Linked DNA regions of Homo sapiens: region 1 is linked to region 2. A link is a contact called in ENCODE Hi-C or POLR2A ChIA-PET data. All regions are on one chromosome and are shown on one strand. The core of a region is the stretch at or near the end of the contact, and the rest is flanking DNA. Distances in the headings are between cores, read along the strand shown. Region 1 overlaps CASP10 (caspase 10). Region 2 overlaps NIF3L1 (NGG1 interacting factor 3 like 1).

Region 1 (5,066 bases), core at 2,134-4,633, 300 kb after region 2:
ACCCAGACAAAGCAAAAAAGAATGCGAAGACACATCAGTCTCTCCCATCAGGAAGGGCATGGTGGCTGAATTTGTCTCAGGAGGGCCTTGAGAGAAGCATAATTCTCCAGAATTAGATGCGAAAATTATCAGTGAAGAAATCTAAGTGCTTGGGGAAGATATTTGGAGTCTGAGTACCTCTCTTTCTAGGTAACAGAGCCACAAATGGTGCACCAAGCCTGGTCTCCAGGGGGATGCAAGGAGCATCTGCTAACACTCTAAACTCTGAAACCAGCACAAAGGTCTGGATGGTTTCTTTTATTCCTTTTTTAATAAAAAAATTTTTTTTCCAAATTTAATCAAAAGGACGGTTTCTTTAGGGGCTCTCTCCCTAGGGTCCAGCCTTCGATGATTTTAAGGGCTCCGAGCTGTTTGTTTCAGACTTGTTTCTCCCTCTCTCTGTAATTATCTCTGTTCTTCCCACCTTTTTCTGTATCAATCAGAAGTGACTGATCCCTTTGACTGTGGAGGAAATGCTGTTACACTTTGAGTCATGCATACCCTTTGGGTTATTTCTGGAGAGGGGTAGTTTCTTTTCTTATCCATTGAAGCCACTTGTTTTCTGCTTGGATAAAGATGTACCACGATTTCAAGGATGATTTTAGCTGCCCAGAGGCTCTGCTAAAGCCAGCTCAGCTAATTTGCAATCACATGCTGTTTACAATAGCCTTAAAAAATAATTGCACATGTTTTTAAATTCCTACTGTGAATATATATATATATTGAATTTTAAAAATTGAATATACAGCCATCTTTATATACATATGAATATATATCAGCCATCTTTATATATATATGAATATATATGTGTATATATATACTTTATTTATAAGTATACTTTATATATATATACTTATATATTAAGTGTATATATATATATACACACACTCATATATATATTCACATATATATAAAGATGGCGGTCTCACTGTGTTGCCCAGGCTTGTCCTGAACTCTCAGGCTCAAGGAATTCTCCTGCCTCAGCCACCCAAGTACCACCATGCCAGCTTGTATATTATTTTTATATTCAGAAATAAAATTACAAAAGATTTCCCTTTTTTGAAGGCATTAGATCACTCCAGAAATGAACCATCTGAAAAAAATCTTTGATATTTATGTTGTCTCATGAAATCCTTGTGTATGCTTTCTTCATTCATGTTGCTAATATGAAAGTGAAGATGCTTTTGCATAAACCCTGGGTTTGACAATATTAAAATATATATTCCATTTTCTTAACTGTCATGATTGAGCTTCTCCAGCCAAACCAGGTGAAGTCTGAATTTTAATCAGGATCTGGCATTTCACCTTGGAATTAATTAGCTAATTCCACACTAGGGCCAGGATCTTGAGAACTCTCTGCCTCTGATACTGGGAGTGGCATCCTGAAAGAAAGGAACTGTCTAATCTTTAGTGCAAATGAGATTTATCCTTTGTCCTGGGCTCTAGGACTTAAAAAAGAATCTTTGAAATTTTATTCAGATCACAATTGTGCAGTAAAAGTGAGTTGCAGAGTAGTCAGAATCCCCAGTTTTTCAATATGTGACTTCAGAAATAATGTGGCATAAATACCCCAAGGGGTTTAGACTAGAGTATAAAAACATGGTTTTGGACAGGCATGGTGGCTCATGCCTGTAATCCTAGCACTTTGGGAGGCTGAGGTGGGCGAATCACTTGAGGTCAGGAGTTCAAGACCAGCCTGGCCAACATGGTGAAACTCTACCTCAACCAAAAATACAAAAATTATCGGCTGGGCGCGGTGGCTCATGCCTGTAATCCCAGCACTTTGGGAGGACGAGGTGGGCGGATCACAAGGTCAAGAGATCAAGACCATCCTGGCCAACATAGTGAAACCCCGTCTCTACTAAAAATACAAAAATTACCTGGGCATGGTGGCGGGCGCCTGTAGTCCCAGCTACTCGGGAGGCTGAGGCAGAAGACTCGCTTGAACCCAGGAGGTGGAGGTTGCAGTGAGCTGAGATCACGCCATTGCACTCCAGCCTGGGTGACAGAGCGAGATGCTGTCTCAAAAAAAAAAAAAAATTATCTGGGGGTGTTGGTGGGCACCTGAGGCAGGTGGATCCCTTGAATCCGGGAGGCAGAGGTTGCAGTGAGCCGAGATCGCGTCACTCACTCCAGCCTGGGCAACAAGAGTGAGACTCCATCTCAAAACAACAACAACAGCAACAACAAAATAACAACAACAACAAAAACATGGTTTAAACAACTGGCATGGGGAGATACATCCTGCTCTTCCTCACAGTGGATCCATTGGAGTGGTTGGTTAGAAACATTTAAGGCCCTAAGATAAGGATTCCTACTAAGTGGCTCTATCTATTCTTCAAGAGGGCAGCTGTGTACAGGATGAATCGGAACCACAGAGGCCTCTGTGTCATTGTCAACAACCACAGCTTTACCTCCCTGAAGGACAGACAAGGAACCCATAAAGATGCTGGTAAGAAAGTCTGGAACAGTTTATCAAATGCAAATTGGGGATCTTAAAATTATTTTTTATTTTCACATTTTCTTTCTGTGACTTTTATCTTCCATATACGTGTAAGGATGATATCATGTTTCTGAGCCTCTTATATATCCCTGGGGAGTCATCAGTCTGCTAAAGAGTGGCAAGAATCTTTGACTATTCACAATTCTGAATAGAGGAGAGCATGTACTGGGGGAGAGCCTGCTGGATTGGCACGAGACAACTTGGGCGTGAGCTCCAGCTCCACCACTAACTAGGTGTGTGATCATGGGAGAGTCAAGAGACCTTGGCTTCTTCAACTGTGAAACAGGATGAAACACTGGCCACTGCCGATTCTCAGGACTGTTGTGACAACACTGGGTATTACGTGATAGGAGATTCATTGTAAGATTTTATGGTTATGAAAATAAAAATAATCCAAAGCTTTAGGCTATTTGCTGTGCAAATTTTGTAACTATTAGCATTGTTTCAGTTTTTTTTTTCTTTGAGACAGAGTCTTGCTCTGTTGCCCAGGCTGGAGTGCAGTGGTGCAGTCCCAGCTCACTGCAACCTCTGCCTCCCAGGCTCAAGCCATTCTCGTGCCTCAGCCTCCCGAGTAGCAGGGATTACAGGCGTGAGCCACCACACCTGGCTATTTTTTGTATTTTCAGTAGAGATGGGGTTTTGCCATCTGGCCAGACTGTTCTCAAACTCCTGACCTCAAGTGATCCGCCTGCTTCGGCCTTCCAAAGTGCTGAGATTATAGGTGTGAGCCACTGTGCCCGGCCTTGTTTCAGTTCTTCATTTTGTTTTGCATCATTTTATTATTTCCCCTTTCTCTCTCTCTCTCTCTTTTTTTTTTTTTTTTGTTTTTAAACAGAGATCCTGAGTCATGTGTTCCAGTGGCTTGGGTTCACAGTGCATATACACAATAATGTGACGAAAGTGGAAATGGAGATGGTCCTGCAGAAGCAGAAGTGCAATCCAGCCCATGCCGACGGGGACTGCTTCGTGTTCTGTATTCTGACCCATGGGAGATTTGGAGCTGTCTACTCTTCGGATGAGGCCCTCATTCCCATTCGGGAGATCATGTCTCACTTCACAGCCCTGCAGTGCCCTAGACTGGCTGAAAAACCTAAACTCTTTTTCATCCAGGCCTGCCAAGGTGAAGAGATACAGCCTTCCGTATCCATCGAAGCAGATGCTCTGAACCCTGAGCAGGCACCCACTTCCCTGCAGGACAGTATTCCTGCCGAGGCTGACTTCCTACTTGGTCTGGCCACTGTCCCAGGCTATGTATCCTTTCGGCATGTGGAGGAAGGCAGCTGGTATATTCAGTCTCTGTGTAATCATCTGAAGAAATTGGTCCCAAGGTGAGAGCTCTTTTTTTTCTTCCATTTGTAATTAATTAGTTTTATTTATTTTTTATTTTACTCTCATTCAACACCTTTGGTAAGGGTGAGAGTTCTACGTTGTTCTATCCATGTACCTGTTCAACCATCTGCCTACCCTCCTGTTTATCTATTTATCCATCTATCCACCCATTCATCTATCCATCCATCTATCCACCCATTCATCTATCCATCCATCCATCTGTCCATCCATCCATCCATCCAGCAACCTTGTATTGAGTACCAGCCTGGACCTGGAAAGGAAGATACAGAGTTAAAAAAAGACAGAGTCCTTGCCCTCAGGTTGCTTACAAGCTAGAGGGATAGACAAACAAATAGACGGGGAAGGGCATCCCCAGCTGGTAAGTGCACATTGTGAAGTATAGGTGTTATGGGAACATGCAGAATGAGTACCTTGCCCAGATTTGAAGGATCAGAGGAGGCTTCTAGAAATGACAAATAGATGTTAGGTAAAGAATCAGGTGAAAGATGTGCTGGGCAGAGGGAATAGCATGAACAAAAGCATGGGGGCCTTTTATTTGTTCGTTTATTTATCACTCACTCTTACGTCCTGAGCACCTATGTGCTATCTTTGGACTTCTATTTGCCACTGCTCTGACAGCTTCCCTTCTGTCTCTGCCACATGCTGTCCTCTTGGCACCTTTAGCCATACCTAGAGGCCATGGGCTCCTCCATGAAAACGTCTCCAAAGTTGCCATCTCTGGCCCACTCATCTCTGAATTCCTGGGGGCAGAGACCCTGTTTCATTCAACTTTATATCCTCAGCCCCTGACCTGATATATTGTGAGCTTGTTAAACATTTGCTGGGCCAATGAATGACTTGCTTGAGCCTGTCTCATTAACATCCCGCTAGATATCCTACCTCTGTTTAGCCCTTGGACCTCACATTCAGCATGCATGTTTCTGAGCTCATCTTCCCAGCTCTCTCCAGGAGCTCCTACTCCTGAATTTCCATTTGAAGGAATGGCCATAGTGCTCTTCTGGGAATTCAGGATTGGAACCTTGAGTCAACTTTGCTTTTCTCTCTTCTTTACCAGCCCCTCCATTCTCATCACAGACATCAGAGGCTAATGTCTATGGCTTCAGGAACAAGGCAATATTTATTGAGAGCGTACTATGTGCTTACTGTACTGGGTACCGAACTGGGGACAGGGGGT
Region 2 (5,029 bases), core at 1,785-4,284:
TTCATCCTTATATATTAGACTAAGTTGACGACAGAAATACTGGTGCTTACAAAGCATAAGTCTGCTGGGCAGTATACATATAATTTCCTCCAGAGGTATTTATTACTTACATAAGAGGCAAATTTTCTGAAGGCCTCATTTTACTTGGCAGTGATCATTCATTTTACCGTGGAAACACTTTGAATGGGTGTTTACAGATCTGGTTCTGGCCAGATATGTTGGATTGGATAATTGCCTTGGGGTCTGCTAAGGAAAAAGAAGTTGGAATTCTCAGTGGGATGGATTTTATTTTTATATTTTCAAGATAGTCTTACTCTGTCACCCAGGCTGAAGTGCAGTGGTGCAGTCTCGGCTCACTGCAACCTCCAGGCCCTGGACTGAAGCTATTCACCTGTCTCAGCCTCCTGAGTAGCTGGGATTACAGGCACGCACCACCACGCCCAGCTAATTTTTGTGTTTTTAGTAGAGATGGAAGTTTCACCATGTTGGCCAGGCTAGTCTAGCACTCCTTAGCTCAGGTGATCTGCCTGCCTAGGCCTCCCAAAGTGCTGGGATTACAGGCGTGAGCCACCGCGCCCAGACTTTTCTCTCTTTTTAAGTTGGAGGACATAAAAGAAAACTGTACACTACTTTCTAGATTTATATGTAAAACAGTTCTGCTCTATTACATTCACTTCATATAGACTACAAACTTGGTATTTCTGCTTTTGTGTTTCCTCATTCCACAGATTCCATATTTAGCATTTAAGAATTTGCTCTTCCCTTTTTGGTAGGTGAGATGTCCCATCATGATACTTTGGATGCTGCTTCCCAAGGAATAAATGTCATCCTCTGTGAACACAGCAACACTGAACGAGGCTTTCTTTCTGACCTTCGAGATATGCTGGATTCTCACTTGGAGAATAAGATAAATATTATCCTATCAGAGACTGACAGGGACCCTCTTCAGGTGGTATAATTGCAGAAACATCAGGATAACACATTCTACAAATCAGCTGGATGCCAACTTAAATTTGTAACATGAGTCAGTGGGACTGGTGTGCTTCCAGAGAGTGTCTTCGAGGGTATCATCATTTCCGGTTTGTTAATCTTATTCACCAAATGTTCTATCGCTCGTAAGGTAAAACTGTAATATAACTACCATATTAAATAACAAATGTTCATTATAAACTCTAGGAAAGATTGAATAAAATCTGTTTACTTAACATTCTTTGGAAGGAGCTCAAGTGATTCTGTCCTTAGTTTAATTGTAGATGGGATGGATCCATTTGGGTATCTCTGCCCTTGGTTAGTTAACATTATGCTTGAAAAACTTGGGCTTGAACACTTCTAGGTAGTAGCCTTTTTGCAGTGATAAGAAGTTCTGTTTGTCCTTGTTCCTAGTTCTGCCTACATTCCAGTCTCTCACCTAAATTTCAGAATCAGAATGAGATTTATCAGGATGTTGTTTTGAAAATATGTATACACAATCATTATTCATATTACTGTTACTTTATTGCTTTTTAGATGACTTACCTGTAATTTTTTTTTCTTCCACAGTCCTTTGTTCCCGATTTCTGCTCTGTCACTTCCCTCTCCTGGCAATGAACTTGGCTGCCGCAGGCAGGGGGCAGGGCCAGGGAATGAAATTCCAGAGCAGAAAGAACAAAGTCAGATATCTCAAAATATCATCCTGCCCCATTTAATCTGGGCCTTTTATCCATGTGGATGCCCCTTTCTAAACAGCACCTGCGCTGGGCTGCGAGGCCCCTGCCTGCCTGCTGCTGGTTGGGCAGGGCAGATACACCTTTCTCCACCTGAGGACTGCGTTCTCAGGTAATCTGGCTAAAGCAATATTCCCTCCATTTTAGGCATTCTTAGATTGCTTTTATGATTTGTGCTATTTTACCATACCACATGTAATTTTTACTTCATGCTTTTGTGTAAAGCAACTTTTTCTCTTTTTGTTTATTTTTTATTGTGGTAAAATTCACATAACATAAAATTCGCCATTTTATTTTCCTGCCCCCCCCTTCCAAAATTCACCATTTTAAAGTATACAATTCCGTAGCTTTTAGTACATTTACAGTGTTGTGGTACTGTTACCACTACAGTTCCAAAGCATTTTTCATCACCACAGAGGGAAGCCCCCATTAAGTAATAATTCCCTCCTCCCATCCCCTGGATCCTATTTCTATGGATTTGTCTATTTTGGATATTTTCTATAAGTGGAATCATAAACATGTGGTCCTTTGTGTCCGGCATCTTTCACTTATGTTTTCTCCATTACTGCCGCCTTTTGTGTTTGATTTTTTTTCTAGTATTTTGACTCCCTTATTTCCTTTTAAGTATCTATTTTATCTTCTTACCTATCTTTAAAGGAAATTTTATGTGACATCCATTATAACTTAAATATTTACTTAATCTATATTAAATACAGGATTATTAAAATACAAAGGAACACTGCTCAAAAGAAATGTCATTTTTTTTTAATGTCATTTTTTTTTTTTTTTTGGAGACGGAGTCTCACTCTGTTGCCCAGGCTAGAGAGCAGTGGCATGATTACAGCTCCCTGCAACCTCTGCCTCCCGGGTTCAAGCGATTCTCCTGCCTCAGCATTCCAAGTAGCTGGGATTACAGGCACACGTCACCATTCCCAGCTAATTTTTGTATTTTTAGTAGAGACGAGGTTTCACCATGTTGGTCAGGCTGGTCTCCAACTCCTAGGCTCAGGGGATCCGCCCACCTCATCCTCCCAAAGTGCTGGGTTACAGGTTGAGCCACCGTGCCTGGCCTGAAATGTCATTTTTAAGCTTAGTGTCTAATGACATGTTTTGTGTTGTTTTGCTGATTTAATAAATAAGGCCAGATACTGACATGAAACAGTGGTTTAGTAATCCCTTATCTACTCCAGAAAGCTGAAGGCTGAGGAAGGACATGCACATTCCCTCACAGGTGTCACATGAAAAATCTTCCCTATCCTGTAGGACTTAAAAGGTCGCCTTGGATGCCCACATGGACAATACATTCCAGGTGGAAGGTTGCAGATTGTAGGGAATAGTGTCACCACCTTTGTTGTGCATCCATGACACCTTATATAATCTCTTGTGCACATGTATTAGAGGGTGCTCCATACCAATCTAGATCAGGATCCAAATCAGACACTAGTGCAGGAAAGAAGTGAAGCTGGCCAGGAGGTGGCAGCAACAGTTCAGCCCAAGGCAAGTGCTGCTGGGCAGAATGAAGGTCCAGCGTGGCCAAGTCTTCCTGATCTTTCAGGGGCAAAGGAAATCTGGATTTTTAATATGTGGGGTGTTAAAATATACATATATTATCATATATAAAACATACATATATACATGTTTCTGCACAGTTCCTGGCTTATAACTCCTCTAGCCCTTGTTACAGTCTTTTAGGTGTGTTAAGCCTCAGGGGCAGGCCTCAGGAAACAATCTCTCAGAGTTCTCCTGCCCTCCTTTCACCAGTCCCAAAGCAAAATCCTAATCTCCCTCCTTTTTCTTTTTTATTTAGAGACAAGGTCTTGCTCTGTCACCCAGGCTGGAGTACAGTGGTGTGATCATAGCTCACTGCAGCTTCAAACTCCTGGGCTCAAGTGACCCTCTCTCCTCAGTCTCCTGGGTAGCTGGGCCTACAGGCACCTGCCACCACCCACCCCCTACTGACTAATTTTTTCAAATTAAAAAAATTTTTACTTTTGTAAAGACCGGGTTTTGCTACACTGCCTAGGCTGGTCTTGAGCTCCTGAGCTCAGGGAATCCTCCTGCCTTGGCCTCTCAAAGTGCTGGGATTACAGGTGTGAGCCACTGAGCCTGGCCGTTTTTTTTTTTTGAGACGGAGTTTCACTCTTGTTGCCCAGGCTGGAGGGCAATGGCGTGATCTTGGCTCACCACAACCTCCGTCTCCCGGGTTCAAGCGATTTTCATGCCTCAGCCTCCCGAGTAGCTGGGATTACAGGAATGTGCCACCAGACCCAGGTAATTAAGCATTTTTAGTAGAGATAGGGTTTCTCCATGTTGGTCAGGCTGGTTTCAAACTCCTGACCTCAGGTGATCCGTCCTCCTCGGCCTCCCTAAGTGCTGGGATTACAGGCGTGAGCCACCACACCCGGCCTTATTTTTTTTTATTTTTTATTTTTTGTGAGACAGAGTCTCACTCTTTCACCCAGGCTGGAGTGCAGTGGCACGATCTCAGCTCAATACAACCTCCGCCTCCCAGGTTGAAGCAATTCTCCTGCCTCAGCCTCCCAAGTAGCTGGGATTACAGGCATTCGCCACAATGCCCAGCTAATTTTGTATTTTTAGTAGAGATGGGGTTTCACCATGTTGGCCAGGGTAGTCTAGAACTCCTGACCTCAAGTTATCCACCTGTCTCAGCCTCCCAAAGTGCTGGGATTACAGGCGTGAGCCACTGTGCCAGGCAAATGCTGCCATTTTAAGACCTACACTTTGGGTACCAAAGGTAAAGATGTTGACCCTAAATACTTGGGAAGCCTGGGGCCAGTGATAAATATAAAAATTGGTATGAAAATTTAGTAATGAGCTTTGTATTGTACTCATGCTTAAAGTTATATTTTCCATAGCATCAGTCTTTTCAAATTTGCCTTATTCAACACATTAAGGATGCTACAACTTATGCTATTAAAACCTCATAGGCTGGGTGAGGTGGCTCACACCTGTTAATCCCAGCACTTTGGGAGACCCAGGTGGGTGGATCACTTGAGCCCAGGAGTTCAAGACCAGCCTAGGCAACATGGTGAAACCCCATCTCTACAGGAAAAAAAAAAAAAAAAAAAGCCAGGTGTGGTGGTGTGTGCCTCCTGTAGTACCAGCTACTCAGGAGGGTAAGGTGGGTGGATCACTTGAGCCCAGGAGGTCAAGGCTGCAGTGAGCTGAGATGGCACCACTGCACTCTAACCTGGGTGACAGAGACCCTGTCTCAAAAACAAACACTTATAGACATTTCATATTTCACCTTAATATCCTCACAACTACTGCCTTTTGTGTAGTAAGTGTTCAAATTTAGGCTATTC

The links. Hi-C counts contacts between places; a loop is a spot of excess contacts on that map. ChIA-PET counts read pairs that join two places held with the same protein, here RNA polymerase II (POLR2A). Pooled maps may share reads with other maps.
Region 1: a pooled map shows a loop between it and region 2 (1.8-fold over the local background). The contact joins two enhancer-like sites. A Hi-C loop is called at or near these places in 4 of 50 pooled maps. POLR2A ChIA-PET finds 5 or more read pairs at or near these places in 3 of 52 experiments (HCT116, K562 and endothelial cell of umbilical vein).

Annotation. Positions count from the first base shown.
Region 1 is chr2:201,205,693-201,210,758 of GRCh38, forward strand. CASP10 (caspase 10) reads left to right here. Exons shown (of 10, transcript NM_032977.4): 7 at 190-281; 8 at 2,383-2,491; 9 at 3,378-3,870. Among named protein-coding and RNA genes, the nearest start is that of CASP10, 25 kb to the left of the region's middle. RefSeq lists an enhancer at 3,293-3,342. Within about 2 kb of position 3,384, at least 4 of the 41 ENCODE cell types and tissues checked have a DNase peak (open chromatin) inside an H3K27ac peak, as active enhancers do.
Region 2 is chr2:200,902,721-200,907,749 of GRCh38, forward strand. It overlaps NIF3L1 (NGG1 interacting factor 3 like 1), which reads left to right. Exons shown (of 7, transcript NM_001369441.2): 7 at 774-1,205. The coding sequence ends at 958. Among named protein-coding and RNA genes, the nearest start is that of NIF3L1, 16 kb to the left of the region's middle. Within about 2 kb of position 3,035, at least 2 of the 41 ENCODE cell types and tissues checked have a DNase peak (open chromatin) inside an H3K27ac peak, as active enhancers do.